Linked DNA regions of Mus musculus: regions 2, 3, 4, 5 and 6 are each linked to region 1. Evidence: chromatin loops called from intact Hi-C (ENCODE). Cell type or tissue: left cerebral cortex. All regions are shown on one strand.

What was found. Peaks named below come from ENCODE experiments on the same cell type or tissue, not always from the same donor. Only the 100,000 strongest peaks of a DNase experiment are listed, where the experiment ranks them.
Region 2: it touches region 1 in a loop (6-fold over the local background); 3 of 42 quality-filtered maps call a loop at or near these places.
Region 3: it touches region 1 in a loop (8-fold over the local background); 2 of 42 quality-filtered maps call a loop at or near these places.
Region 4: it touches region 1 in a loop (9-fold over the local background); 2 of 42 quality-filtered maps call a loop at or near these places.
Region 5: a loop joins it to region 1, with 11 times the contacts of the local background. A loop is called at or near these places in 4 of 42 quality-filtered maps.
Region 6: it touches region 1 in a loop (2.3-fold over the local background); 3 of 42 quality-filtered maps call a loop at or near these places.

Annotation. Positions count from the first base shown.
Region 1 is chr13:37,131,790-37,136,789 of GRCm38, reverse strand. No RefSeq gene overlaps it. Among named protein-coding and RNA genes, the nearest start is that of Gm30549, 63 kb to the right of the region's middle. In left cerebral cortex, no CTCF peak of the experiment used is centred here; DNase peaks (open chromatin) are centred at 1,447, 2,038 and 2,520; H3K27ac peaks cover 2,233 bases.
Region 2 is chr13:36,731,121-36,736,120 of GRCm38, reverse strand. It overlaps Nrn1 (neuritin 1), which reads left to right and starts at 1,644. Exons shown (of 3, transcript NM_153529.2): 1 at 1,644-1,885. The coding sequence starts at 1,831. It overlaps Gm30177 (a long non-coding RNA gene), which reads right to left. Exons shown (of 2, transcript XR_382190.4): 2 at 4,199-5,000. In left cerebral cortex, a CTCF peak has its summit at 1,911; DNase peaks (open chromatin) are centred at 2,906, 3,882, 4,378, 4,941 and 5 more places; H3K4me3 peaks cover 5,000 bases; H3K27ac peaks cover 5,000 bases.
Region 3 is chr13:37,194,931-37,199,930 of GRCm38, reverse strand. No RefSeq gene overlaps it. Among named protein-coding and RNA genes, the nearest start is that of Gm30600, 52 kb to the left of the region's middle. In left cerebral cortex, no CTCF peak of the experiment used is centred here; a DNase peak (open chromatin) is centred at 2,634.
Region 4 is chr13:37,223,833-37,228,832 of GRCm38, reverse strand. No RefSeq gene overlaps it. Among named protein-coding and RNA genes, the nearest start is that of Gm30600, 23 kb to the left of the region's middle. In left cerebral cortex, no CTCF peak of the experiment used is centred here; a DNase peak (open chromatin) is centred at 2,786; H3K27ac peaks cover 1,550 bases.
Region 5 is chr13:36,889,747-36,894,746 of GRCm38, reverse strand. It overlaps F13a1 (coagulation factor XIII, A1 subunit), which reads left to right. Exons shown (of 15, transcript NM_028784.3): 13 at 1,781-1,941. All of the region lies in intron 2 of Gm30489 (a long non-coding RNA gene), which reads right to left. Among named protein-coding and RNA genes, the nearest start is that of Gm30489, 68 kb to the right of the region's middle. In left cerebral cortex, no CTCF peak of the experiment used is centred here; DNase peaks (open chromatin) are centred at 1,319, 2,331, 2,883, 3,755 and 2 more places; H3K27ac peaks cover 2,079 bases.
Region 6 is chr13:37,288,665-37,293,664 of GRCm38, reverse strand. No RefSeq gene overlaps it. Among named protein-coding and RNA genes, the nearest start is that of Gm30600, 42 kb to the right of the region's middle. In left cerebral cortex, a CTCF peak has its summit at 2,940; a DNase peak (open chromatin) is centred at 2,796.

The DNA of each region.
Region 1 (5,000 bases):
TACTAACTATTATTTATTCTAAAGCTATTATTACTAGCTTTCGAACTACAAAAGGCCATCCTTGAGTTGCTTATATACTCATCCCTGCTCCCTTTATCTAACCACATCCCACTATTCTACAGGTAATCAAAGCTGGTTATGCCCACCCATATAATGAATCTTTCTTCTATTTTCTTGCATCATTGGTTTGAGGAGTCCCAAGTGAACAGATGACATAAGTAGCTTTGGGTTGAAAAGGTTTAGTTAAATAAAAAAGTTCACTGTGAACTCCTGGTCACTTCCTCTAGGGCCCAGAATTTCTAATCAAGATTAGTTTAAAATTATACTGATAGAAAAGAAATTTCTCTGTGGGAGTCACTGAAATGATTTGGGGAAATCTTATTCCATCCTAACCTCTAGGTTCCTGGACCAATGCAGTCTGCAGACTCTCACTGTAGAGTGCTCTATGGCTTGCATGATCACATACCAACTGTAAAGTACTTTGTGGTTTACACTATAGTGGACACTCTCCATTCTAATTGCATGGAGTGTCTCAGGCAGACCAGGCTTGTGGCTCAGCTATTTGTTAGAAAGACACCCCAGAAAACTTGGAAGTTCTAAGTGATGTGGCGCAGGACATAGTGGATGGATGTTGACATGTGCCTTTTGTCACATTTACTTAGCTGCCTCTGAGTGGATGAGTTGGCTGAACTGTTAGCATTGAAGCTAATACCCCAACACACTGTGTCTGTCCCCACAGGACCTCCCACTAGTGTCTCTCCCAAACTTTCTCTTTGATCTCTTAAGTATATACATGTTGGCCAAGGATGTTTATCAGTTTTGGAGAGACTTTATTTTGGGCCACTTTTTCTGTACAATTGTGATGAATACAATGTCGCTCTATTCTGGAAGGGTTTCCTCCCTTCAGCATAAGAATTGAGAACTTTTGAGTAAAGCCAGGGCTTATAATCCACCTACAGTTTAAGCTCATGATCTCTGTAACTGCTACAATGGAGATATGAGAAAATGGTGTCCAGAACACCTATTTGTATGATGTACTCACACTTCCCAGACCTGTGTGGTCTCAATTCCAAATGTGTAGTTTTTTATGAAAGATGAGTTGCTGCCAAGAATTACAAACTTGTCACTTGTTGTCTCTGATCATCCCCTGTTCATGAAGGTTGCTACTTTCAGATAGTCTTTTCATGGTCTATGAAACACACTCTACTACTCTGTATTAATGCCTACTAGCCAACGAGGGGCCACTTTCTGGGTAGCAAATGGTTCTCTGATGCAGGTGGCATTGCTTTGCCCCCACACTCTTGGGTTCTTCCCAGTGCCTCTATTCCTGGTATGTACCCATGGTTCTAGCACAATTGCTTCTGCTAGATCATTTGGCTCAAGTAGTGAGATGCTCACACTGCAAAGCTATTTCTTTCTCTGGGCTTACTCAAAACATGCAGCAGACTGAATCATTCAATAAATGGACCAGAATGGGTTTTCCAAAGCATGATGTAAAGTGTCTTCAGATTCCAAGGATGTATCTCAGACATTGCACCTCTTTCTTGGAGGTGGGATGTGCAAAGTGCAATAGCTTGCCTTTTACCTCAGAGGGGGTGTCCTGGCGTGCTCTAGACTTCACAGTTCTAGAAACTTACCATTTTGGTAGTTTTTTCTTCTTTTTTTAACTTTCTGGTATGTATGTGTCTCCCCAGCCCATTAAAAATACCTACCATTCCCTATTCTGTAGCTCTGATTAATGCAATATTATCAATATAGCAAACTGTCATGAGTTTATATAGGATGCTGAAATGATCAAAGTTTATTTTGACTATATTACGACAATGACAACAAGGAAAGGCTGAGACAGGAAATGTGCAAAGCTATGTGTATCTGGTTATTATGAACTGCCTTTGATCCTTTCCAGATAATCACAGAAAAAGAATGCATTTGCCAATCAGTATTCACATCCCAAGAGCAAGACACTATGGTGGCGTCATTCTAAATCCAGCAGAAGTATAATATCAACTGTAATTGGGTCTATCCCACGGTTCAGTTTGTGAACTCCTATCAGCAACCATGATCTGTCTTATTTTTACAAAAGCCATATGGTTGAATTAAATGGAGATATAATAAGATCCACCACCTCTGCATGTTTTAAGTCCTTGAGGGTGGCTCTAATTTCAGATATTCTCTTTTGGATGCAGTATCACTTCTGATCTATCTTTGTTAAGGGTGGGATAGCTTCAAGGACTTGCCCTTGGTCTTGTGTGCCATGTTATGGTTTTTATTCCCTCAGGAGACCAATATGAAGTTGTCTTCCAGATATTATATGCATCTGTCCCAGTTATGCACATCAAAATCAAGGAAGTGAGCATATAGTGGAACCACAGAGTTCAGTAAGAGATGTTTTAAGCTGGACTCTATTTATCAATAGGTAACACCTGTAAATGTCAGTTTTACAAAGACTGTGATGGCGTTTGGGGTTTTATGGCCTCCATGTCAGTTCAGAGCCATATGCAGTAACTGTTAAAAATAATCAGGAAATTCCTTCTCCTTAGATTATATTTACTCTGATGAACAGTCACGAGCCTCTAGGGGAAGAACTATGATGATAGCTACTGATTTTCTCATTGTTGCATTGAGGGGAACAACCTGAAATCAAGAGTCCTGGTTCAGTATTGACAATAGACATTCCCAGGCAAATGTTCTGGCTCCTGCTATTAAATATTTTCTGGAATGGTATGGATAATGCCTTGGTATGGATAATGCCTTTCTTCCTAGAGAAGGGCTTTGCTTCCCTCTTATGCTGTGAAGACAGTTAATCTTAGCTATTGGTCTGCAGACAATGAGAAGAGGCAGGAGCAGATCTTGATACTATCTCCAAAGGCGTAGACCTCAGATGGACCATTTGTATGGCCCCTTTATCATCAGAGGCTGCTCACCCCAGCAAGAGGAAAGCAGTCACTTGTGCATATTCAAGGAAAGTTGGGAGGAAAGAGTCTCGAAGTATATCTGCCCAATATTCCCATATTAGGACTTACCTCTTCTATTCCATGGCCCCAAATTTATTGTAGGTACCTTGTAAATCTATCATGGGGAATAAAATATTATGTCCCATTATTCAATACACTTTGTAGGCTTCACAGCAGATCTCAGGTTTGATAGCTAACATTTTATTTTTCAATGCTTCTCTGATCATTAATAATAGCCACGTGATTCTACCACTACTACCATCCATAATCATTGCCTGAAAGTTCCTTGTGCTGGAGCTATGTTAGAAGTGAATGTAGCCCTTTTTACCTAGACCTCTCCCACAGCTCACCTGAGGTCAGCATTCTAGTTAGAAATGTATTCATGTAGATATAGAAATGGTATCTTGCTGGGGTCTGATTAGTCAGTTCTAGAATTTCATCCTAAAGATCTTTTTCTTTGGTCTATGCTATCACCTGATTTTTAGATAACTATAACAATTAGCTTTTGCTGTGTTACCAACCATATCAGAACTTACTGGATTTTAACATCAACCTGTACTGAACTTTACTTGGGTGTTCCTTCTCACTACCCATGTTGGCTAGGACTTGTTCAGCAATCAGTCATTTGGATGTTAGTTCTGCTGATCTCAGCTAAGCTTTCCACCTCAATAGACTGAAATGACTTACTCCAGCCCACATGTTTGTTCATTATTTTGCTTACAGCATAGCCCTCATAGCAGAGGCTAAGACCCATGAGAGTGGGCAGAAGTATGGAGTTATCATTTAGGTCTTGGCTCAGAACTTGTAATACCTTTTTAAATTGCATTTCCAAAAGTAAAGCAACTCACAAGGTCATACTAAAATCAGTGAGTTGGAGAAATAGTCTCCCTTTTTGACCTGAGAAGTTACAAAGTCAAGTTGGCAAAGGCAATGAAGTAAGAGGATAATTGCATCCATTTTTGCCACCAACTAACGTGTTGTCCTCTACTACCTGCCAACATATCCAGACAAGGCACTGATTGCAAGAACTTATTTGAAAGATGGTTCTAAGGGGTTGAGCAAATTGCCAAAGAAGTGTGAGAGAGAAAGAGATGGAACATGCATCAAGGGTGTGTTCATGGAATGGTTTCCAAGGGGATTGCATGGGACATCTTGGAGTCTCTGAAGAACCTTCAGAGTTGCCTCAGCAGAAGGGAAGGAAAAACCAAGTCTGTGAGGCACTGTCTCCTGTCTCTCCTTGCTTGAGGACTGATCTCAGGTGGTGAAGAAGAAGGGAGGGTTTAACATATGGAGAAAGATTGTATACACATGTATATAAAGGGGGGGGGTTCTCAGTAGAGATGGAAAATGTGACCAACCTATGAAACAGAATTTCCCTCTGACCCTTAGATGGACAGGTTCATTTCTGTGAGTTCTAGAAGAAACCCCTTGGTATAAGCAAATAGAGTGAACAATTTCAAACAGCAATGACATTGCCTTGTAAATGAAATTGCCACAGGATTTGACCAGGAGATAATCAGTGGGCATCTTGGCAAGGGTTGTTTTATTTTTAGTAGTGAGAACCAAAGTTTATTTGAAATAGGGGGAAGAAATAACAGGAGAAGAGATGGAGTAAAAAGCATAAAAATATTCATATGGAGGATGCAATAAGAGTGGACTAGAATCTAGAAGTGAGGTGAAGAACAAGTGAGGGCTTATCATATTGAGATTGTATGCCAGTGTATACAAATGAGGATTGCTCAAGAGAGTTGGAAAATGTGACCAACATATGAATCAGAATGGGAGACCTTTGAGACTGTTGTCACTGTGGAGATGGACAGAGGTAGCAAGTCCTTCATGGTATTCAATATCCTCTCCTTCAGGAGGCATTCCCTGATATGTATGCAGTGCAAGATGGAGAGCCTCTGGGAAGCACTGGCCACTGTTGTTGTTAGCACTAAGCCCTGTTTGTGCTTCCTTTTCATTTTTAAACCTTGCCTTACTGTAAGACACACCCAACTCAAGCAGGGATCATGTCTGCCTTAATCAATGCCTAGTCACCATCTC
Region 2 (5,000 bases), 400 kb after region 1:
GCAGTTCTGCAGGGCTGCAAGCTTGGGTCCCCTCGGTGCGCGCTTTTCAGCTTCTAGTTGCCTCAAGACCCTCGCGGTCCTACTCAGTCCCTCCACCGCCCGTCACCTGACCCCAGTTTTGCACCCTTTTCTCCCTTTCTCCGTCTGTGTGCACAGATGGCTGACTGTGTGGGCTCCCAGTGCAGGGGCTTCGAAAGGCAAATTAAACGGAAGCCCGGTCTCCCTAATCCCCTTTCATTTCTGCCACTAACCTAGCCTTACGCGGTCGCCCTGCAGTCTTATAAAATATGAAGGCTCTTTTATTTTTCTCCTTTCGCATATCTCTTCATTGGCTCAAGTAATACAGTTAGCCAATGCGGCCATCAACATTTGATTAAAGACGCTAGAATTCAGACTGGGAAAGAGGGTGTGGTGCATTGCAGAAAAGGAGAAAAAAAATCAAAACTTAATTTCATTTAAGAAGTAGCCCTGATTATTTTTCCATCTTACACGATCCACTACAGGACCTTGCACGAACGCAGCTGAAGAGATATTTCTTTACTGCAGTCAGTGCTGGATCATCAAAAAATAAAATAAAGAGCGCAGGTGTGTGTGGGTCTGGGTGTGTACGTGATGGACGTGGGTGCGTGTATCAACATGTCAGTGTGACCCTACAGATGACTTCAGGAGGCCCCAGAAAGGAGTTGTACACCAGAGCTTGCCTTGGAAATTTCCTAAAGCGCGAAGAGTTTGTAAACCACAAGAAACCGAAATTTACCCTAGCCTAGGCTTCTTGCCCGACAGCCTTTCCAACCCCCTAAAATAGGTGTCTCTATGCCTGGTATAGATGCCCCTCGGTGGGTGAGCGTCGCGAATAGTGACATTCACAAGAGGGCACGCAGAGTCTATTTCTGGGGGCCCCCATGCGAGCCGAACGAACCCCCGGGGCCTGGGTGTGTACGCGCGCTCGCGTGCGGAGTGTGCGGGCGAGCTCGGGGGCGCTCCCGGGCGTGCGCTTTTGTGAGTGTGTGCGTGTGCTGGGGGGCCGGGTTATGTGCTCACGCGCTCTAGGCTGCGCCTAGAGCTCAACTGTGGGGCTGGAGAGAAAACTAGGGTAGGCAAGTGAGGGGGTCTGCACCCCACTGAGGGCGAGAGAAGGGTGATTCGGACCGGAGGAGTCTCTCCCCTCTGTCCTCCCTGGGCCCAAAGCTCCCCAAACCTCTCTGCAGGGTTGGAAGTGTCTGGGTTCGTTGTGGCGCCAGTGAAGGAGGGAGCAGGTTGAACAATCGAGTGGGCGCACCAGGACTCCCCGTCTCCGGGGCGGGGAGAGGAGAGGGAGCCCCGATTCTGCGCAGGGAGGGGGCGGGGCTGGGGGCCCCTGGAACGAGGAGGCGGGGGTGGCCACTGGGATGAAAATCAGTCACTACAGAGAGGCGAGATTTCGTTGAGATCGCACATTAATTGGAGATATCTGATTAATTCCAGAGTCTTATGACTATAAATGGTGATTCTCTACCAAGGTGTCTATATTATAAAAAAAAAAAAAAATCAATCCGTGTCATCCCCCACGTCAGGCCTGCTCGTGGGCGTGAGGCTGTACTTCCTCCGCCCCCTCCTAATGGAGTGAACCATTCCCAGCTCTCCCCCCCCCCCCCCAGCCTCTCACTCTCTCACTCTCTTTCTGTCTCTTCCTCGCTCCCTCTCTTTCTCTCCTCCCTCTGCCTTCCCAGTGCATAAAGTCTCTGTCGCTCCCGGAACTTGTTGGCAATGCCTATTTTTCAGCTTTCCCCCGCGTTCTCTAAACTAACTATTTAAAGGTCTGCGGTCGCAAATGGTTTGACTAAACGTAGGATGGGACTTAAGTTGAACGGCAGATATATTTCACTGATCCTCGCGGTGCAAATAGGTAAGTGGCCGCCCGGTACGGCTTGGTAGGCGACCGGAGATTGCCTACCCCAGAGGCGCCTAAGGGGACTTGCTGGCCAGGGTCTGCCGCTGGTTGCAGAAAACCCTGCAGACTCCCTGAGTCGGGGCATTAGCTCTTGGGGACTCTGGAAGGAGTTCTGGTTTGGTTTTCCTAAAGAAAGTGATTTCTTTTGCAGGGAAGTGTGTGTGTGTGACCGGCTGTTTTCCAAGGGGGGTTCTCCCTTTTCTCCAAAGCGCACATCCATTTTTTTCCTCCCTCTTTGGGGTTAAAACAGGATCTGAGCGCTCGTAGCATTTGTCCCCTGTTATACTGCAAGATACTATCTTGAGGGGTCAAAAGGTAAAGGGAGGAATAAGATGCCTAGGTAGCTAGGGCTGAAAAGTTTATATGCAGAAAGCAAAGATATTCTAAGGCTGCCCTCAAACTGCAGCATTTAGAACTTTGTCCTTCCTCCGCCCCTCCCCCTAGATCTTAGCTGCAGCGTTTGCTCCGGGCACCGCAGACTACTCCGAGAAGGATAAATCAACCAAATATTCACTGATATACTTTTTCAGGGTCATGTGTGTCTGTGATTTTTGGCAGATTAGCATCTCTATTATTTTTATACAGGAAAGTGGTTTAACGTGTTCGCATTTTGTCTTTTCGTGGGTTTGTAATTTTTGTTTGTGGCGGTTTATTGGATGGATTTATTTAGCCCCCCCCCCCATTTCATGTTAAGGAATGTGAGTCTCAGCTACACTGTTGGGAGGCTTTTTTAAAGTTTATATTTTTCCATCCAAAATGCAAATGTTTTAAGTACTAGTGAATCCGCTTATGTGATACTGGATGGAAACATTAATTAATGTAACTGAAAAGGGAAATTAAAGCAGCTTATTAATAGAATGGACAAAAGGAAAAAAATAGAAAGTCTCCCAGTGGTTATTCTGCAGATGGAGAAAACTGTTCGTGCCAGGCTGGAGCGTTCTTTACAGACAAATCCTTGCAGCATTTCAGGGGTGCGTCAGGGAATTTGTGTGGGACAAGAGAAGAAATACTTAACATTTTTTCTTCATAAGAAATATAGAGAAATTGGGGCTTTCGGAGCATTAAAACTGATTCTTTCTATGGGGTCCATATGCATTTGCCATATTCTTGAGAATTTGTTTGGGGGATTTTTTTGGTTGTTTATTTGTTTATTGTTTTGCAGAAACTGGGATTTTTGCAAAGCAAGGAGCATGCACCGGGATGTTGCCTTTTCCTTTAATTTTAGGAGATGACTTAATGCTTTGCATCTGGTGGTTTTGTGCCTTTGACATTAGTTCAAAGAGCTGCAACCATCCTAGGACATAGATCCCAAGGGCAGCAAATGCTGTAAGTGTTAGAAATAAGTGAGTGTGGCATTTTGCAGTTAGACGACTAATGTTCATAGATTAAGAAACAGCTAATGTTTTAAGATAGGGACTTCACCTGGAGGATGTTTGGGGACTCTGTTTTCCTAGTAGATGAGAATAGAAATAATGAAACAGTAATTTCAGGAGAGATGCATTTGATGAACCTCAGCCTGAAGATGACCAAAATTTTCATAGTGGAATTAAAATGTATGTTCCTAAATATCTACCTTTCTCCCCCGCCCCCCATTGGAGCCTCAGTCTTTATTAATTCATGGATAGAAGCTGTCCCAAATTACTGACATTTGGCAAGAAGCGTGGGGGTTGGGGAGGGGCGGGGAAGTAGAGGATGGAGAACGAATGAGGAAGTTTGGGATGAATGAGAGAGGTCCAAGAAATGAATGAGAACATGGAAACCGCACTGGATGGGGATGCAGAGGAGACAGGCCGGCTGCCTGTCTCGGGGTTACAGAAACCGGGTTCAGAAAGGACTGGGAACTCGACCGATGTGTGGTGCCTGCACCCTCTGTCCCGCGCACTGCTTCCGGCTTTCCAGTGCAAGAGCTCTAGAAGCCACAATTTCTAGACACAGAACTGTTCCCGAATTCGTATTTTACACACGCTCACACACATGCGCCCTGCGGGGTCTGCTCCAGCAACGCCTGGAAAAAAAATAAAGTGACAGGAAAGCTTCCCGCCTCCAGAAAGCCCCAAGCCCTCTTTTAAAATCCAACGCTGATTTTGGGGGAAGGGGGAGGAGCAATGAGTGAGGAAGGGCCTGCGGCCAGAGAGGCTAGGTTGCATTTTGTTTTCTTCTCGCAAAGGCATGTTTGTAACATACATTATAGAGGAAGCTTAATGCGATTTCTTTCATCGTGGCCGAGCTACAGTAGAACAACGATTTATGTATTCATAAGACACGGTGTCGGTGTTTAAATTTTGCTTTTATTATAGTGCCAAGGGTTTTTTTCTTCTTTTTAAAATCGGCGTGAAATCGGTATAGGTCTATGGAAGGTTGTGTGTTTGCCCCAGCTAAGGTGGAAGTTAACCTCGCTCCCTTCCGCAGAGCTTCCCGTTCCGGATTAGAAAGCACTAGTCCCGCCTAGCTCTTCCTGCTGCAATCTGCCAAGCGCAGCTCTCGGCTGTCTGCAGCTGACTGGGTCACCTTCCCGCGAGTCTGCAGTAGCTTGATGTTCAGAGACAGGTAGACTGAGACTGAGGGTGCTAGGTGATCTATCCTTCTGGGAGTTTTCACCCCGGGATGGACGCAGAAGAGGCCAGAGCTCAGACCCCCTAGAGCCCATGGCCCACTTCCATTTTGGAATTCACCGTCTCCCCTTCCCCGCCCTTACAGCGGTGATTTGCGCCTCTCTCTAGCCCTTCGGGTACCCTGGGATTTTTGTTAGCCACTAGATGGGAAGAAATGGAGTTTAAGTTGCGCTGGCCTTCCCGGAACCTAGCAGCTCTTAAATTCACCGCCTCCGAGTTTGGTTGGTTTGAGTATGGAAGCTAAGACCTCAGTGTGGCCTGAAATTTTTTCTTCTCTCCCCCACCACCTCTGCCACAGATTGTGCCATCTCCAGCCCCCACCCCATCCCTGTCCGAGCCAAAGTTCTAGGCCGCAGCTTGCTGGGCCCCTAGCAGCCTGGCTGCAGCCTTGAGAAGAAAGGTCTGACCTAGCTGTTTCCAGAGATATAAAAGGGGTGTGCAAAGGTGAGAGATGCAGA
Region 3 (5,000 bases), 63 kb before region 1:
TGGCATTTTATTTCAATAATAGAAAACCGATTAACATAAAAGTCAAAGTAACAATTACACAGTTCCTCTATAAACTTGGAAAGAGAAATCATTTAAATGAACTCTCCAGCATCTAAGCTATGTGGGAGATGTGGAAATCAGCTTTGAGGAAAAAAGTAGGATGGATAACGAGACAATATAGCCTCCAGCTACTCCTCAAAGAGTCCTGATCTTCAGTACATGGTATTAGATCTAAAAGGAATGGAGGCCAGGGAATGGCCGCTTTCCTCATTTTCACGGAAATTCTCACAAGTGATGATTCCCCATCCCCTTGTGAGTTACCTCATTAGGTGGGACTTTCTTTGGAGCACAGTGTGGTGAGGTACAAATAGCCAAGGATTTAGAGGCTTGGGATTGGCTCAAACACTGTACATAAGTTTATGGGCTGGGCAATAAACTTAGATCTGTACCCTGATGCTGGTCTTCTCCGTCAGATTTCCTGGGATTCCTTATGTGACTCTGTCATCTCTCACCCCTCCATCTTTGGCCCTGTTCCCATAAAGATAAACTTTACTGAAAGTAATTTGCAAATAACCAGAGGAAAGAACTAAATTCAGATTTTAAAAATGGAAAAATGTTCCAGTTCTACCTGTCAACTTACTTAAATTTGGGACTGGCACTTAGAGACATGGGGCTAGCCTCTGATTGGGTTTCCAGCATCAGACTAGGGCTCTGTCATTCCCAGGTGGGTTGTTTGCTTTGCTCAGGACTTGTTTACCTCTATGGATTACTGCCAGAATTATTTTTCACTTGCACATTTTCATCCTCTTGAATTATTTCATGAGTGTGTGTTTAATTTCCTTAGTGTATAAGAATCCAAGGCCGAGATCCATGTCTTATTTATTTTGTATTTCTCTAGAGTAGACATTTAATAACTTGTTGTTTCTTTTCTAACTATATTTTTGTGGTTAGAATAAAAACACCTTTTATTTTGATACTTCCAAACTAAAAAAATAAATCCTGAGTACCATGAAAAAATTAATAAAGCTAAAAATGTTGTTTCTATCCATTGATTTCTCAAGTTAATTTTGATAGATGTGTGAGTATAGGTGTTGGAGTTTTGTTTTGTTTTGTCTTTTCTTCCTGTGCTTCATTATGTTTAGATATTGAACTGGCTGGTTTATATGTGAACTTGGCACAAGGTAGAGTCACCAGAAAAGAAGGAGCTTCAGTTGAGGAGACGCCTCCATGATATCTAGCATTTTCTCAATCAGTGATCAATGGGGGAGGGATCAGCCCATGGTGGGTGGTGCCATCTCTGGTTTGGTGGTCCTGGATTCTATAAGAAGGCAGATTGAGCAAGCCAGGGAAGCAGATTAGTAAGCAACACACACACACACACACGAGAGAGAGAGAGAGAGAGAGAGAGAGAGAGAGAGAGAGAGAGAGAGAGAGAGCCATAACAAAGGAACAGTGCCATATGGCCAGAACATATCTCTAAATTTTCCCTGATGGGGAATTACATCTCATGCTGAGAGGAGCAGCTCAGAAACTTGCCAGAAAGATAAACACAAATTCTAGTGTTTTGTGGACAAAGTTCCTTTCCTGTCCTGAAGCATCCTCTGAACCTGTTATATCGTGTGGCTCTCCTAGAGTAGATGCTGTGGCTGCCAAGCCCGTAACACTTTGGATCCTTTCCTTCCCTGGCAATACCCATAGGCCCTCCCTGATACCTTCATCCATGCTTTCTCTGCATGTTTGGAAAAGTTCAAGGGCCTGGAGCACACCCCTCCAAACTATGTCCTGGGGCAGTCTTTGATGGTACCCGATACAATAATATCAGAACTTTAGCTTTCTCACCTATTAAAATCTGAGATGTGATCATAGTATCTTGATAGCTTCACCTACAGGATCAAGCCAAATTGACCTCTGTTGGATTGCCCCCCCCCCCTTTCTTTAATTCCTCCTTCCCTTCCTTTCTCCCTTTCCCTCTCTTTCTTTCCTTCTATTTCCCTGCCTCTGCCTGTGATCCTAAACCCTAGTGACCACAAGAATCCTAATGAAATTTTGGAAACCTCATCTCAAAGGCTCCTTCTAGAATCTCACACATCCCAAATTGGCCTTGAACTTATTTAACAATGAAGAATGACCTTATATTACCAATCCACCCATTTCCACTTTTCGAGTGCTGAACCATGCTTGACCTTACTTCTGTAATCTTGCTTAAGGGTACCAACCCAGTCATCAAAAAGTCCAGATTATTCTAACACTCATTGAGGAAACCATTCACTGATTATGGAGATAGAGCTTTGTGAAGGATTTACCCAATATGCAAATGTTCACTAATAATTAGAGAAGCTCCCCCACTACATAGTCCAACTTTGCTACTCTGCTTCTAGAACTTGGCTTCCTCACCTCCTGTGGAACTTACAAGTATCTGTCTCAACAAGGATGAACTACATCCTTGCCGACTCTGCTCTTAGAGTCTCCTTCCCCCTCCCAGGCTGTGTTACTGAAGCTTCACTCCAGCTGGAAGTCTGACATACATTTTCTAAGCTGGGTGAATTTAGGACTTGGCTCAGTTTTAACACCCATCTCACCAACCCCTGTCTACTGTTGTCATCCCCAAAAAGTTGGGGAGGAAGCTAGAGGGAGGCAGATCTGGTGTCTTCACCCACAGCCGTGTGGTTTGAGAAGACATTTAGCACCAAACCAAGATGGTGTCATAACTGGAGTGGGGGTGTATGTACCAAAAAAGCAGTGAGGTTTTTTTTATAGTTTTGAAGAGGGCAGCTAAAGTGGAGTTTTCTGCTTTCTCGTGCTTCTGTAATGGTCCATGACATCACTTTGGCTTACCATATTCAGTAAATTAGTTCTTAGGATTCCAGTTGAAAGGGTGCCATTTTGTTCTTATTCTAAAGTGTTATTAAAATGTGTGCTCAAGTCTACTCATATTTTTCTCTTCCTTATGTAAAAAAGGATGGATGATTGTCCCCTTTCCAAAGTTAGAAGTGGGAGCAAGAATTTATCTTTACTAAGTTAGAATGCACCATGTGCATTTAGGCTGAGCAGATTTTTGATAGGACAAGCCATGGAACAGTCAGACTAGACACCTAGATTTTTCTTGATGGGTTACCCCAGGGAATCAACCTGAGGGGCATAAGGCAAAGATGGTATAAGATAATGCTGTGAAAAACACTGTGAACATCTGTTGTGCTCCATTGCATGTACAGTAAGGGAATATTAAAATAAATACCTTTGCTCTATAAAAATGGTACTGTTTATTAAATATATGACAATTTTGACATATTGGTCCAAGGATTTTAATAGCAGCATGAGAAATTTTGCCCAGTTGGAAGACCTGAGAGTCTTTACATGAATTATGACATACTTTTAAGATAATGTTAAAGATTTCAATGCCTATGGCCAGCTACTTCCTCACTTTAATTGCATAAAAATTGTAGTGAGTCATGGTCTTGAGGGAGTTGTTCAACGTTATCTCTTTTGTACCTTTGATTTTATGAAAGGCTTTTGTAGGAAAATCAGTTTTAAAATATTTATATCTCATTATTTGGGCAATAAATTAAAAAAATACAAACATTCCCAAGAGGAAAAACAAATTGAATTGTAACAATTTTTTTTCTAGGGCAAGTTTTATTAAGCAATTATTATAGCAAAACTCACCGACTTTTAAAACCAAACAGCATGAAAGTAAGAACAACAAATTATTTTCCCTCACCCAAACCCTGAACTTTCCAGATGTGTTCAAAGTTGATCTGCATGTTTAACTGAATAATAGAATATTATTTGTAACCCTCTGATAAGAGATTCCAAAGGGAGTGGAGTATATGTAAAAAGGAGATGCTATAAATGCATATGACCTAGGACTAAAAGATGACTCAGCATTTAAGGACGCTTATTGCTCTTGTAGAAGAGTGAGAAGATGCTGTTCAGTTCCCAACACCAATATGGTGGCTCACAACTGTTCCTAACTCCAGTCCCAGGGGAATCTGATGCCTTCTTTTGAACTTCATAATTCAGACATATATGCAGAGAAAACACTCATACAAATTTTTTTTTTGGTTTTTTGAGACAGGGTTTCTCTGTGTAGCCCTGGCTGTTCTGAAACTCACTCTGTAGACCAGGCTGGCCTCGAACTCAGAAATCTGCCTGCCTCTGTCTCCTGAGTACTAGGATTAAAGGCATGCACCACCATGCCCGGCAGATAAAAATTTTTAAAATCTCTGTGACTCTTGTGTCTCCTACATTGTACAAATGATTAGTGTTGTTGCTTGTTTATTCCTCTAATAGTTTAAAGTTATCAGAAGCTTAGGGAGCTAGTGAGATGACTCAACATGTAAAGGCACCTGCTGCCAAGCTCCATGACCTAGGTTCCATTCCCAGGACTTCCATATTAGGAGAAGAGAACCAACCTTTGCAAGATGTCCTCTGCACAAAGAAAGGAAGAACAAAAGGAAGGGAGGGAGAAGGGGAAGGGACAGAGAAAGAGAGAGGGAGGGAGAGGTAGAGGGAGGAAAAGAATAAAGAAAGAAGGAAAGGAGGCAAGCAGGAACTTAGGGAGATTTTTTGGAGAAGGCTACTGAAGAGTGTTAATTTCTCACTCAGAAATAATGTATTTCTCCTTTATCTTAAATCCATGTAGGTAGTTTTGAGGCATTCTTAAGATATCTCTAAAATTTGGGGATTTTTTTTTTGCTGCTTATTAATTATTTATATACACACACACACACACACACACATATATATATATATATATATATATATATATACATATATATGAGAGAGAGATAAAGAACAGAAAAAAGAAGAAGGAAGAGAGAGAGAAAGAAGAGAAAATAAGAGAAAGGAAAGGGAGAGAGGGAGGGATGAGAGGAGGAAGGAAGGAAATGAATAAAGAAGGAAGGAAGTGGGAGAGGGAAGGAGGAACTGAAGGAGATTTTAGAGAAGGCTACTGGAGAATGTTAATTTCTCCCTCTAAAACTACATATATCTCCTTTAAC
Region 4 (5,000 bases), 92 kb before region 1:
TGAGTATGCATGTGGTGTGTGTGTGTGTGTGTGTGTGTGTGTGTGTGTGTGTGTGTGTGTGCATGTGGAGGCCTCAGGTCTTTCTTGATAGCTCTCTACCTTTATTCATTGGTAGAGACTCTCAACTGAACCAAGAGCTTATGGATACCACTAATTTGCTAGCCAGCCACATCATTTCTGGACATGGAGAGCATTCAAGATCTTCTCTACTAGCTATTTTGAAATATGTAATTAATTTTTAGGATCGTACCTACCTCTTTGTGATAGGAGCATTGCATTTTTTCTCTTACCCTGTGCACATTGTCTACCCTCTTTCCATCTCTCTCCCCATATTCTTCAGTTGACTACTGTTAGTTTTAATCATCTATGAAATAATGTTTCTAAAGATAGTGCTCTCTATATAATTAAAACTATGCAGTCTTTATATTTCTGTGGTCAGCCTTAGCTTTTAAATGGTGTGATCTTTTTGTTTTAATAATTTTTTTTCCCAAAGAAAATTTCCTGACAAGATAACTCAACATAAGGAGAAGAGTCAAGTCTGACAACACACCTATCTCCACTTGCTCATGCAAATTGAGGACATGCTCCAGTCTTAATTTGGAGTTTTCAGTTTCTTGTCAGTCTGTGTCTTGGCCTCAAGACCTCTATTTAGAGAACTTGGTGTCAAGTTTCCCTGAAATTAATTTTTGAAAGTGAAGTCTATTATTGAGCCTTTATATTACCTCAGAGCAATTTCTCAGTAGTAACTGTTGTTCCTTTAGATGAAGCAAATCTACCATGGGTCCCTGGTTTCCAAAGAACTCTCGACTCCTGCAGATCAGAGCATACCTAACCTGGGAGTTTTCATAAAAGTCTCCATTTTTCAAGACTCACCAGAGACCCCCGACTTTGGAGGGTTATCAAGCATTGTGGCAGTCCTCTCTCAGGCAGCTCTTGGAAGAGTTCAAATGTTTTCAAAGAATTCATTCTCTCTCTCTCTCTCTCTCTCTCTCTCTCTCTCTCTCTCTCTCTGCCTCTGTGTGTGTATGTGTTTGTGAGTTTTTGTGCATTATATCTATAGAGGAGCCTGCAGAGGATAGATGAGGGCACTGGATCCCTTGTAGTTAGAGGTGGTTGTCAACCACAATATGTGTGTTGGAAACTGAACTTGGGCCCTCTACAAGAGCAGTAGGCATTCTTAAAAATCAAGTCTCTTTTCCAGTTCCACAATTCATTTTAGATGTTGGATCATAGACCATGTGTATCAAATCAAACTCAGGAGATGTAAAATGATTTCTTTTTTAAAGTTAGGAAGTACCCAAAAGAATTGTCAGGTATGCCCTATTGAAAAGGACCCTTGAAATAGGTTAGATAAGGGTCTAAATCTTTGGTTCCTTTATGGATCCCCAGGATGTTCTTTTCATATGTGCTCCCTTTCAGAATAGGGAACTAGAATTCTTAACCAGGAAGGCAGGGGTCTTTGGATTTAATAAGCCTGCACTTGAAAGTTAGGATCCTAATCTTGAGAAGGTTTAGTTTCAACTCAAATCTGGCCAGGTGGGAGAATGTCATACTTCCTCCACTGAAAGTCTTGACACTTTGTGAACATGATACAGGTGTACTCCCATTCATGAATTTCATGTTGGCGGTTAAGGATAGAGGTGGATATCTGCATGGCTGGGTACTTCAAGGCATTTGAAACAGTTTAACATAGTTATTTGAGTTTCCTTTCTGGACAAGGCTATCAAGAAACACAGACAAGTAAAGGTCTGGCCTCCCTGGCAAGGAGCTGACAAAGGCAGAGATGGTAAATTGTTTCCATATAGTATGGTGACAGTAGAGTGGCCTCTGTGCAGAGGACAGGGACATGAACACTGAGATGCTCTGAGTATCTTTGCAGCACTGCACACTTGCAACTCTTACAACCACTATGTGAGTCTGATGTGGGATATTCTCAGCATCCTAGAAGGCTCCTTAGTGCTCTCCGCAGCCCCTACGGTCAATATAACTGTGACTTTGCTCACTATCATAGTAGATTATTTTCAATGATTTTAAACTATGTGTAAATTGAATCATCCAATATAAATTTTCTTTTGTCTGAGTTCAGTCGATCAGTATTATCCTGTAATGTTTCCTTTGTTGTTCCATATTGCAATTTCTCCTTTACTGGTCTGCAGCCTTTACTGTGTGGTACTGCTAGTTAATTCCTCTGACCTCTGCAGGTTGCTTGGCTTGTTTCTGGTTTGATTATGAATACAGCTAGTTAGAAGCAATCTTGAATATTCTTTGATGCAGGCAACCAAAGAGGAGAAGGCTAACCAAAGGGAGGTGTGGTGTGGTGTTGATGTCTTATCTAGGGCTGAGCACTCTGCAGTCCCTTATTCTCTGCAAATTGATTAGTTGTTGGTCTCTGACTTAATTAGAATCTACTCTAAAAGCAGCTTCTTTGATGGGTGTTGAGAGCTGTGCTGATTTATAGGTATAGAGATAAGTACTTAGGAGGCAGTTTAGTTCTGTGTCTATTTAGCAGAATACTTGTAGTAGGGTCTAAAAAGGAGGGGGGGTCCTCAAAAGAAGAAATACAAATGGCTGGGAAATGTTTTTCTGAAATCTACAATATCCTTAGTCATCAGGGAAATGCAAATTAAAACTACTTTCAAATGTCATCTTACCCTAGTCAGAATGGTTAAGATTAAAAAAAAAAATCTAAAATATGACTACAAATGCTGGCAGAGATCTAGGGGAGAAGGAACATTTATTCACTGTTGGTGGGAGTGCAAACTGGTACAGCCATGATGGAAATCAGTGTGAAAGTTCCTGGAAATTCCAGAAATAAACCTACCGCATGATTCAGCCATAGCATTCTTAGGCATATACCCAAAGGACTCTCTAGCTTACAACAGACATCCTTGTTCATCTATGTTCATTGGTGCTTCAGTCACAACAGCTAGTAAATGGGAAAAGCTTGTACATCTATAAACTGATGAATGGATAATGAAAATGTGTATACATACACAGTGGAATAGCATTTGGCTATAAAGAAAAGCAGCATCATGAAATTTGTAGATAAGTGCATACAGCTGGAAAAATAACCCTGAAAAACAAAGGCTGCTTGCTCTCTTCATATGTGGACTGTAGCTTTGAATCTTTAGATAAGTAGGTGAGATGGTTTGTATATGCTCGGCCCAGGGAGTGGCACTATTAGAAGGTGAGGCCTTATTGGAGTGGGTGTGTCATTGTGGGTGTGGGCTTTAAGACCCTCATCCTAGCTGCCTGGAAGTCAATATTCTGCTAGCAGTTTTCAGTCTTCAGATGTAGAATTCTCAGCTCCTCTTGCAGCATGCCTGCCTGGATGCTGCCATGTTCCTGCCTTGATGATGATGGACTGAACCTCTGAACCTGTATGCCAGCCCCAATTAAATGTTGTCTTTATAAGAGTTGCCTTGGCCATGGTGTCTGTTAACAGTGGTAAAACACGCACAGTGGGTTTAGGTTGGAGTACCCATAGAAGTCAGGAAAACAGTAAAAGGCTGTTGTAGGGGGTACTTGCAAGGCAGCGACACAGTGCAGTGGTAAAACAGGGGAATGGGAATAATAGAGTAAGAAGAGTTAGATGAGGTGGGAAGTGGCAGGGCAAGGTTGAAAAGGGAATATAGAGAAGGATAATTAACACTAAGGATGTTTAAAAAAAAAACTCACGGAAAGCTACTACTGTAGAATTCATGGAACACACACACATGTATAAAAAGAGTTTGAAATTAGTTATCCACTAATAGGGGGTCATTGCCTCTTTCAGATACCATAGGTTTTCAAATAAGTTTACAACCCAGATTCAGCCCTTCCTCTCCTCCCAGTACCTCCTCACAGGAGTCTTTCCCCCATTCCACCTTTCCCTTCTCTTTTGAACTGTTGGTCAGAGGACCCTTAAAAATTACAGGCTGCTTCTACTGCTAAGACCCTATTGGTGAAGACATCCAATGCCTGAAACATTGAATATGGAGAAGTCAAGCTGGAAGTGAGCTGGCAGCTTCATCTCTGCTGGCTAGCTGTGTATGCTACCAGGGAAATAAAGCAACCAACAGTCTTAGTCAGCTGTGGATGCTTTGAACTGCTATAATAATATGTGGTCTAATGGGATATGCCCATTGGAGAAATGGTGGCACAGATCTTATAGAAGTAACCAACAACTTTCTGACTGGATTTAAGACATACTCCACAAGATAGATTCATGCCTGCCACTGGAAATAGGACCAGAAACTTGTAGCTTGGTAGGTCATATGCCCTGCAGGAGAACATACTACTATTATATAGCTAAGTGGACATAGTCGTGAACTCATCATATAACCCAGGCTAGCCTTGAAATTGTGATGATTTCTACCTCACTTCCCAGGATCTAGAACTGCAATGTGAATAATCATGCACAGCTCCTTTTATTCTTTCTCTTCCTCTTATCTTTCTTCTTGCATAGAAAGTATTTTTAAATTAATTTATTTATTCATGTTATATCTTAGTATCAGCTCCCCTCTTCTCTCAGTACTCCACACACAGATTTCCCCCCATTACTCTTTCTCCTCTCCTCTAAGAAGAGAGAGCATCCCTGGGTATCAACCTCCCCCCTTCCCCATTCTCGGAACATCAAGTCACTCTCCCACTGAGGCCCAGACAGGGCCACCCAGTTAGGAGAATGAAACCCACATTCAGGCAAATAGATTCAGAAACAGCCCTCATTCTTGTTGTTGGGGGACCCACATGTAGACCAAGCTGCACCTACAGATGTGTGGGGTGGGAGTTTAGGTCCAGCCCCTGCTTGCTCTTTGGTTGGTGGTTCAGTAGACTCTGGGACCCCCCCATGGGTCCAAGTTAGTTCACTCTGTTGGTCTTCCTGTAGAGTCCTTGTCCTCTTTGGGTCCCCCAATCCTTCCCCCCAACTCTTCTACAAGACTCTGTGACCTCCATTTAATATTTGGCTGTGGGTCTCTGCATTTCTTTTCATTGTCTGCTGGGTGGAGACTCTCAGAGGA
Region 5 (5,000 bases), 240 kb after region 1:
ATAGAGCACAGTCCTTTTCCAACCTCACATGCACCCTTTCAATCTTCCTTGTCTCCTTAGCCCAACTAAAGGATGGACTCAAGCCATTCCCTGGCTGTAGAAGCAACACAACCAGACATGACAGCCTCACGCTTGCTCCTGGGCCTTCCGCATCATGACGGATTGTATCCAAAATAAACCTTTCCCCTGCAAATATTAAAAATGAGGGGATAACTCTATATGAGTTAATGGATTAAAATGATGTAATGTATTTCTCAATTGAGTCAATTCATGTAGGGACCAAACCTAAGCCCAAGTTGATTTTAATACAGCTCCATCAGTCAGACCACTCAGGGCTTGTCCCAGATCACTTCAAGGGAATTAGAACCTCATTCTTCTTTTGCAAATTTACTAATTAATGTAGGTAGGTGGCATCAATTGCATGCAATAAAACGCATGTTGCAATCTGAAGTCAATCCTAGTCTTTTGCAAAATCACACATGTCTGACCCTAAGCAAGCATCCTGCAGTGCCTCTACTGCAAGTAAAGTTTTCTAAGGAGAATGTGAGCAGACTTCAGATTGGTGATTAAAGGGAATGTGTAGGCTAGAGTCAGCTTGGGAGATTTGAATAACTTAAACCAACCAGTACCTTCAAAGGTGTTATCATTGTCACTTGGCTATATTTAGTTGCCTTTGCTTTTTGGAAGAGATGAGGCAGCTCCAGCCTGTGTCTCCCTTGGCTTTCCCCAGACACCATAAATGATGTTGGCAACCTCCCATCTCCACCACTCATACAGTGAAAATCTATTCCTCCTTCTCTTGCCGCGTTTAATAAACTTTATCTAGAACAATTTCTTGTGCGGTGGCACAACATGGCACTTATATAATGGACTATTTCAGGAGCAGTGTTCTCTGGGGCTCTGGTGCACAGTCCCATTTCTTCAGTGCTGTGATTGAGAGAATGGTCTGCCTCCAAGAAGAAGGGAGCCCTGGGGCTGAGACTATAAGTGGTGATAAGAACCCCTGCAAAGATGGGTACAAAGAAGATGCACAAGTCTTGCTGCCCTAAAGAAACCTAGTAGCCAAACACATTCCCCTAAGAAAAACCAGAAGACCACTGTTTATTATTATCCCTGGAAACATCAAGGGACAAAATGCACTGTCTCTAAGGACATACATACCTGGGCTCAGCCTACAGAACTGTCCTTTGGGCTCTAGAATCCTGGGCTATGGGAAATGGAGTCACAGAGTGAGCAAATGGACCCAGGCTACAGATACAACTCTGCATCCTCAGCCCCCATGGAGATTGAAAGAGGAATGAGACTACTTCCCATCCTCCATGCCATTCTGCAGGGCTTATTCTCTACCCTGAAAGCTAGCAGTAAGGTTTCCACACAGAGGTCTCTCCAGTCACAAAGAGGAGCGAGGGCACTCTATGCTCATTTTCTGCCATCTTGGGATTGCCTTGGCTCAGGTCAGAGCCTGCAAGGTTGAAGCTCCTAGGATTCACCTTTAATATCTCTGTTTACCCTTTCCATTTTACAGCAGCAAACACAATGCTTCGAAAGTTTGACAACTCTTTTCTGTAGTAAGACCCCACTGACTATTACATTTCCAGTGTATTCTTTCTTCACCCATGAGACAGGAGAGCTTGTCCCTGATTGACTCCTTGTATCTGTCTTTTGCTGTTTTTCCTGGTGACTTGTGTGCTAATGAGGGGAGGATGGGAGAGGGCAAGTGAGCCATATGCCATCTCGTCCAGGTCTTGATGTCCGCCTTGTTGGTTTTTCCTCCCTTCAGCCAAGAAAAAGGAGGTGCTGGTCAGAGCGGGCGAGTACATGAGCCACCTTCTAGAACAGGGCTTCTTGCACTTCTTCGTCACGGCACGCATCAACGAGTCCAGGGATGTCCTGGCCAAACAAAAGTCCATAATACTGACTATCCCCAAGATCACCATCAAGGTCAGTGAACATCTCATCTCAGACAAAAAAGGAGGGCAAAGTGCTTAGTCAGTAGCCAGATTGTGTGTGCATGTGTGGGGGGAGGAGGGGGTGTCCAAAAGACATAATGGAGCTAGGATCTTCCTGTTCTTTGAAAGAAGTAAAATATTCTATATATAGTCGCATGCATATAACACTCCTCTCCTTATTTAAATATATAGATGTGACTGCAGATATAAATATAACCTGTGGTATAAACACACTTGTGGAGGAAGATAAAGATGTGTGATGGAGACAGAGACTCAGAACTCTCTGTGTCTTCAGAATAAAGTGGGTCAGGCTTACAAACTACCTACACTGTCCCTTCTGCATCTGGGGCAGTAATGTCATTCACTGAGGTGTGACTGTATGCAGTAGGATGTGCAAGCTGAAGTGTAGAGCTGGGGAGCAGTAGCTGAATATACATATGCCGTTATAAGCACCAGCTAGATGAAAATATAGAGGATCCCCAGGTCTTCAGAGAGCTCCTTCCTGCCTTTATCCTGTTCACAGTCTACCCCACATACCAAGATGACACATTTTTCTGGCTTCTGTCACCATGGCTTGTTTTTTCCCACTTGGATCATGGCTTTAGTTGTACAGAGAGCACAGAGTTGGTTGTCCAGGTAGTACAGGGTATTTCTTCTCAAGTTGCTCATGGGGACTGGTAAAGGAAAGCCAGGGGAGTGGGTTACCTGCTTCTCAGCAGCGTAGGCTAGCTTCTGGTGGCATCAGTAGACAGCCTTACCAAGACCCCTTCCAAGCACTGGAAGCCAAGCATCTAGTGGTCACCTTGGAGAGTGGTATTATATGCCACCTGGATGTGGCCTTAAATAACTTCCCTGGTGTCTGGAGAGCATTTGTCTCTGAAAAGACTGAGTGATCAGTATAAATCCTCCTAACATGAAGTATCCTAAAGTAACCAAGTAATCTAAGTGGCCCCAGAGATGGGACACTGGGCAGGAGTGAGAGATGAGCTTTGTTTCTTATGAACCACTTTTTAAGCTAATGGCTATTGTGTGGCATTCAATATGGCTGCTCTGCTTGCTTATATACTGGACCCTGGCAGCTGCTATCAAAGTATCACATATATAACTGAGCTTTCAACACTCAATAAAACCTACAGGTAAGCAGTACAAATGTTTCTACTTTATATGTGAGAAAACTGAAGTGCAGAAGGGCTGTAAAACTCGTGCAAGATCGCATCATCATCAAGATGGAGAGCTAGGTCTCTAACCCCAGCAGTCCAGTTACAGAAGCAGAATGAGAATTGCCTCATCCACTTCTTCTCAAAATCTGGTTGTGTATAGATGGTACATGGAGCACCCCACAATGAGGCTCACGCAAAGCTGAATATGTATAGGGCCTATTGAAGAACAGAATGTCAGACCCTCTACCTCTAGGGAGGTTTATGTCATTCTCTCTCTCTTCTGTTCTTGAAATGCAGTCACTTACCATAGACCTGTTGTGATTGGTACTGTCTGCACAACAGGCCTGAAGAGGCAGAATGCAAATGAGGCTGAGGGAGAATCAGAATTCTGTAGGTAGAGTCAGAAACAAATGCTAAACAGGAAAACAGGGCACTTGGGTTACTCCAGGAGTGCCATCTTGCCCTGAGAGCATGAATTCATTAGCTGGGGGCACAAGGACCACAGCAGCAGGAGGCACACTGGCTCTCCATAGTCAGAGATCTTGAAGATGTCCCTTAGCCACATAGCAAAGGCATCTTTTGCTGCTCTGAGGGGGATGTAAGCAGAGCCTGTGCCCATGCTCAGATCTCTGCCTTTCCCACCAGAGACAGTTCTCATGTTCACCTCATTATGAAGCAATGGCTTGTCCCTGCCAAGATCTCAGGAGAAGCTTTTCCAAGCTGTGAAGTGTTCAGACCACAGCACAAAATAGAATTTAATTGCACCACTGATAATAAAATGTGTGTAGAGAAGAAACTGATACTTTTGATCTTTTGGGGTATTATTAATTAGAAAGGTTGGATTTTTTTTCTATCTTTTAAGATTCTTTGAGAGCAACTGAACTCCCCATGGCAGAATTACAGAGGTCTCATTCTGCATGCTAGTAGACCAGGGCAGGACTGGAACCAGGGTTGATTGGGTTCAGTTTGAGTTAATTTCCATGACAGAAGCAGGGGTTCTGGTTCTGTTGGACATTCAGAGTCAAGGCCATTTTCTGAGAAAGAAGATCTATACTGTCCAGGGCTAAGACTGGAAAAACTATAGATGAGACACTATCACACAAGCCCTAACCATTAACCCCACTAATTTCAAGGTTAAAGTAAATCCAAACAGGCAATGAGATGTGCCAGGGAAAGGGACTGCTCACCCTAATGCCACTCAGATATCACCCAGCTGTGACAGATCCGGATTTCAGAAACTGTGGGAATGGCACTAGGCACCTGTGACACTGGAGACATAGTAAAACAGAGCTGTATCCTTCAGAAGCCAGTTATGCACTGGGAGTGATGGGGAGGGCTCAGGAAGGGAAGGAAGGGGCTTGCTGTTGGGGGTACTGGAAAGATGGTAAGAAAATACTCTGTTGGACTGCAATGTGGGAGAGCACTTCAGAGAATTAAGTAAGATAAATGGCATAAAGCAGGAACTCCAAACACACTAAAAGTACAAAGCCCACAAGGGTTCCAAACACGTGGTCCAAAATTACCTGCAACATGTCACCTCATCAAGTGTTAGGAAAATGCTAGAATACTTTGTCCATCCCTCTGAAGCATGGATGGGCTCACAGAAGACTGAGTCTCTTACAGATGCTGTGCATGGATAAACCAGGCACAGGGTAAATGTGAAAGAGGTAGTTAGGAGGACAGATCCTTCCAGCTTCATTCTGCAGGCAAGAGGAGGAGGAGGAGGAGGAGGAGGAGGAGGAGGAGGAGGAGGAGGAGGCGGAAGCCAGCATGCTGACAGTAGTGGCAGCAGCTGAGAGATATTAAACACTGGAATTTTAGTAATGCCCTTGTATCATCTTATCTGAGAGATAGGTATTACTGTAACCTTCACTGGACAGAAACCCAGAGA
Region 6 (5,000 bases), 160 kb before region 1:
CCTATGGGGCTGCAAGCAACAACTTTTTAAAAATTCAGTTTAAGTTCTATTCCATGAAATGGAACTCATGTCTGTTACTTTTAACTGAGCCAAGAACTCATGACCTGATAGCCCATAAGCCCTAGGAAAGAACCAACTCTATTATTCTGCTAAATGGACAGAGTACTAAGCTGCCTCCTAAGTACTTATCTTTATACCCATAAAGCAGCACAGCACGCAGCTCTCATTATCGATGCTTCTTGCTTGCAGGAGAGGGTGATTACTATAGAGAATCACGTTGGTCAAAGTGCAGAGGATTAACTGTGGAAAGCTTAGTCCTAAATGGAGCATCTATGTCATATCTATCTCCTCCTGTCAAGGCTGAGCTATCATCATGGAAAAGGGAGCAGGAAGATCTTAAGAACACGAGCTAATAGATGACTGTAGCGAAGCCATGCTTCTCAGATATAACCGGACTGCTGCACACATATACTAATATCAACTGTGACTATATGAACAAGACCCATGCAAGTTGTACCCAGAAGAAATTCCCAATTTCATCTACTCTTTTTTTTCCTAACCCTACTGAGTCTTCTCATCGGTGCCTGCGTGTGCCCAGGTGAGGAGTCATCCAGTGGAACACAGGTCACATGACAGGTGCCACAGATGAAGAAAACCGATTCTCGTACCCACACCAGCCACAGTTGCCAATAGCTCCTCAATTAGGAGTTAGCTCTAATAAGTCCCTCTGCCTTCCATGCTGGAATTTGGCTACTATTTCTCTGTAGTGATCTACTGCTACCTCTGGATCTCAGTTTTTTTCTGCCCCCCTCTTCCATGATAATCCTTGAGAACTGGGAAACAGAACGTGCTATAGGTTTCCTATTTAGGGCTGATAACTCCACAATCTCTTATTCTTTGCACTTTGACCACCAGGTGTGAGTCTCTGTATTCAACATCATCTCCTGCAAAAGTAGCTTCTCTGATGATGGTGGAGAGCCACACGAATCAATGGGTATAAAGATAAATGTTTGGGGACAATTTATACTATGTCCATTTATTAGAATATTTGTAATAGGTTCTTCCCTAGAGCTTATGATACACTAAGCCCTAGGTTTTTGGCTCAGTTAACTGCAGTAGGCATGAGTTCCATCTTGTGGGGTAGACCTCAAATACAATCAGAAAATGGTTTGCTACTCCAGAGACATTCATGCCACTATTACACTATTGTGTTTTAGTGGCTGCCAGGCTGGTCATTGCTGTAGCTTACAGGAGTCACAGCTGAGTAAACCGTTACTTTTCTCCCACAGTAATATGGACAATGCCTCTGATTCCATGACTGCTAGCCAGTAGGGATGAAGTATTCAGGGCAGTATCAGTTGATTTCTCCGTGTTCTATGGCTCAAGTATTTTCAGCAACAGGATCTTACCATCAAGTTTAGGAGGGTAACAAAGACTGATGGCATAGGTTATTTTGGTTTTGGTGAGGGGGTGTCTATGAGATTTATTACCAACATGAAGAGACACAATTTACACTGGACGCTGTTTTCTTGTTTTTTTTTTTTTTTTTTTTTTTGATAACTTATGGCATCTGGAAGATGTTTTGTCCCTAGGTATAGGGTAATTCCACTTATTTTATACATGTATATGTGTATGTGTTTGTGTACATGTTTTTGAAGCTCACACAATAGTAGGTTTCCATAGATCATGATATGTCTATGTGTGCACATGTGCATTTGAGTGCCAGTGGCCACCAGCATAAAGAGTTAGATCTTCTAGGGCTAGATGCCCAGGTGGTTGTGAGCAGAAGTCTGACATGGGTGCATTGTTCTTGAACTGTTCAAGAGCAGTGAGTGCTCTGAAGGCTAAGTTGTCCCTTCAGCCCCAGTCCCCCTTCTTTATAGCTCCTGACTGTTCATGCAAGGACATGTCCTACTCTGTAGTTTGTTCAGTTCTTGAAAGGATAATGCTTCCTGAAAGGATAATGCCTCCTCTAGATTTGCATTTAACATTTCGTGGAGCTATTTATAATCTCAAGTTTTCCCAGTGTGGCCTTTGCTCTGGCTGGACTACCTAATTATCACACCGTGTTAAAGAAACCAAGCTCATTAGAACCATCTCTTTTGGATTCTTTTTTGCTTCCTCTTAACCCTGGCTAGCTGTGTTATGAGTATATGATTTTGAATGGGGAAATATAGCGGCATGCTTGAAAAACTTCAAATCCTTAGAAAATACCTCAAGAGTCATCTGCTTACTAAGGGTCTAATTTTCAAATATAAAGGACAGGACCTGATAGCTATTTGTAGCTCATTTAGGGTAGTTAATGAGGAGTTATCTAATGAAGAGGCTGAGCAACAGCCTAAGAGTCCTCTTGAATAGGCTTAATCATCTTTGTCTGATGATAATCTATTCATCTTTTTTTTTTAAACCTACCCAAAAGGATACTGAGGAGGTGACTGATTTAGAAATTTAGTAACATATTCAATCCAGTTTGGATTGGTTTTGTATACTGAAAAGGAATCACTGTTTAATAAGTGTGCTTCTACTATATAATTCACAGAGAAGAGAAACATGCTATTTAAGAAAAAGAAACATATTAGATGAGCTCGGGATTGTTAAGTAGCTTCCTAAGTGTTTGGCAATCTTATAATTTTCCCCTTGCTTTGTCTGCATATCTCACTTTTCTTTCCAGACTTGGTTGGGTTCTTTTAAAAGTCATCGTCTCCTGAAGCATGTAATTTTAAGTAACAAGACAGTGAAGTGACATATTGCAACACTGGAATTGTTGAGTCAGCCCTTCATAATTTCACAACTGTTAAAATACTCACACTGGAAACTATGACTAACTCCCTCTAATTCTCAAAAGCCCTCTCAAGAGAAAACTCACATTTTGTGCTACTCAAATGCCATCAAAATGACTCCCTTCTGGCTCCTAGTTCAGCTCAGCAGGCAGCTAGTAGAATAGCAGGTTGGTGCCTGTAAGCAGCTGTGGGCTGCATTAAAAGCTCGCCAGTAATTGTGTCTGAGAGATGAATAGGGCAGAGCCCACTACAGACTCAAGGTTGAAAAAAAAACCCAACAACAACAATGCTTAACAGATTCTGTTATGATTGCATCTTACAAGACATCCACCAATATTTAAGAATGTAAAAATCACTGGTTTTGATGGAGTTTGATGATGCTTTAAAAGGCATGTGTCAGATGCTGAAGTTTAGGGAAATTACAAAATTGAGTTCTTGAGATTCCTCTAAAATCCCCCCCCCCATTTTATTTTAGGGGTATGGGTGTTTTGCCTGCATGTAACTCTGCACAGCACTTGAGGTCTTGGTGCCCAGGGAGGCCAGAAGAGAGTCTCAAATCCCCATAGGACTGAAGTTATAATGGGTAGGAGCTGCCATGTGGATCCTTATGAAATTTATCCAACAAAATGCTTTAGCGCTATTGAAGGTGCTTTTAAAGTCCTCACAGATTACCCAAGTCCCTCTTGCCTTACAGAAATCTTCATCTGGTGAACCAGTTTGTTCAGCCAGAGCCACAGGCCCAGCCAAAGGTACTTGCTGTCTTATTTGTATATGTATTAAGGAGCTGATATTTCTGGTCTTTAAAAAAATGCCCTCTCTGAGTTGTCTGATGTGGATACAAGCATTGCAGTCACTTTTTGACTAACAATTAAAACAGGTCCTGAGAGATGTACCATCAAATTCAGGTGACTTCCTGTGTGAAAACCCTGTGGATCTCTTACACAAGCCTAGATGCTGGAGGTCAGTCAGGGAATATGGCCACTTAAAGCGACAGAGACACAGCAAAGACAAGACTGGGGGAGCTGTTGCCAGCGTCCCAGGGTGCACTTTCACAATCAACACTCTTTAAATAAGTAGGGGTATTCTCCACATGACCAAGAAAAACACGCTATTATCAATTGCATAAACAACCCAATAAATACAGATAAATGCATAAACAGCAAGCCAGCCACATAATTAATTGGTTGTTATCATGATCAAATACTACATGCTTTCTGTTATTTCATGTGTCACTATGCTGCTTTTATTAAACAATTTTTACATACAACATTTTTGATCATATTATCTCCCTTCCCCAATTTCTCCTGGATCTCCCCACCTCTCTATATGTTCTCTCTCTCTCTCTCTCTCTCTCTCTCTCTCTCTCTCTTTCTCTCTCCTCTGCCTCTGCCTCTCTCTCTCAAAACAGAAAAACAAACAAACAAAAAACAACCAACCAATCAATCAATCAATCAATCAATCAATCAAACAAACAAACAAACAAAAGATTCTGGAACTAAACACACATCACCTTAAAAGCCCACAGAGTCTGTTTTGTGTTGGTCACCTTCTTCTGGGCATGGGATCTGCCCTGGAGTGTGGTTCTTTGAAGATAACTGACTTTTCCTCTCCCAGCAGGTATCAATTACAAACAGCTTTTTGGTTAGGGGAGGGGTTTTGTCTTCACTTCTTCTCAGTGGTGGTGTGTGGTCTGGTTTGGACCTTTGCAAGTCTTGTGCACGCATGCTGCCACAGTCTCTGTGAGTTCATGTTTATCAGCCCTATTGTGTCTGGAGGATGCTCTTTCCCTTAGAGTGAGTCATCAGACACCTCTGGCTTTTACACTCCTTCTGTCTCCTCATCTGAATAGTCTCCTGAGCCTTGAGTGAAGACTTTGATAAAGGCATCCCATATAGAGATGAGTTCTCCAAGGTCTCTCTCTGCACATTGTCCGGTTGGTCTCTGTGTTAATTCCCACCTGCTGCAAGAAGAAGCTTCCAGATTAGGGCTGATCGATGAAGTGATCTGTGGGGATAGCAATGTGTCACTAGGAGTCATTTTCTTTCTATGATTGGCCACCAGAGTGGTAGGTATGCTGATACCAACAGTGCTGAAGCCAGGTAAGGAAACATGTAATGTCACCAGGCTAAAGGAACAAATCATCATTGTCATTATGATTTATGGGATCCTGTCTATGGGGGCCCATCATCAACTCAAATGCTATATGGCACATGGCTAATA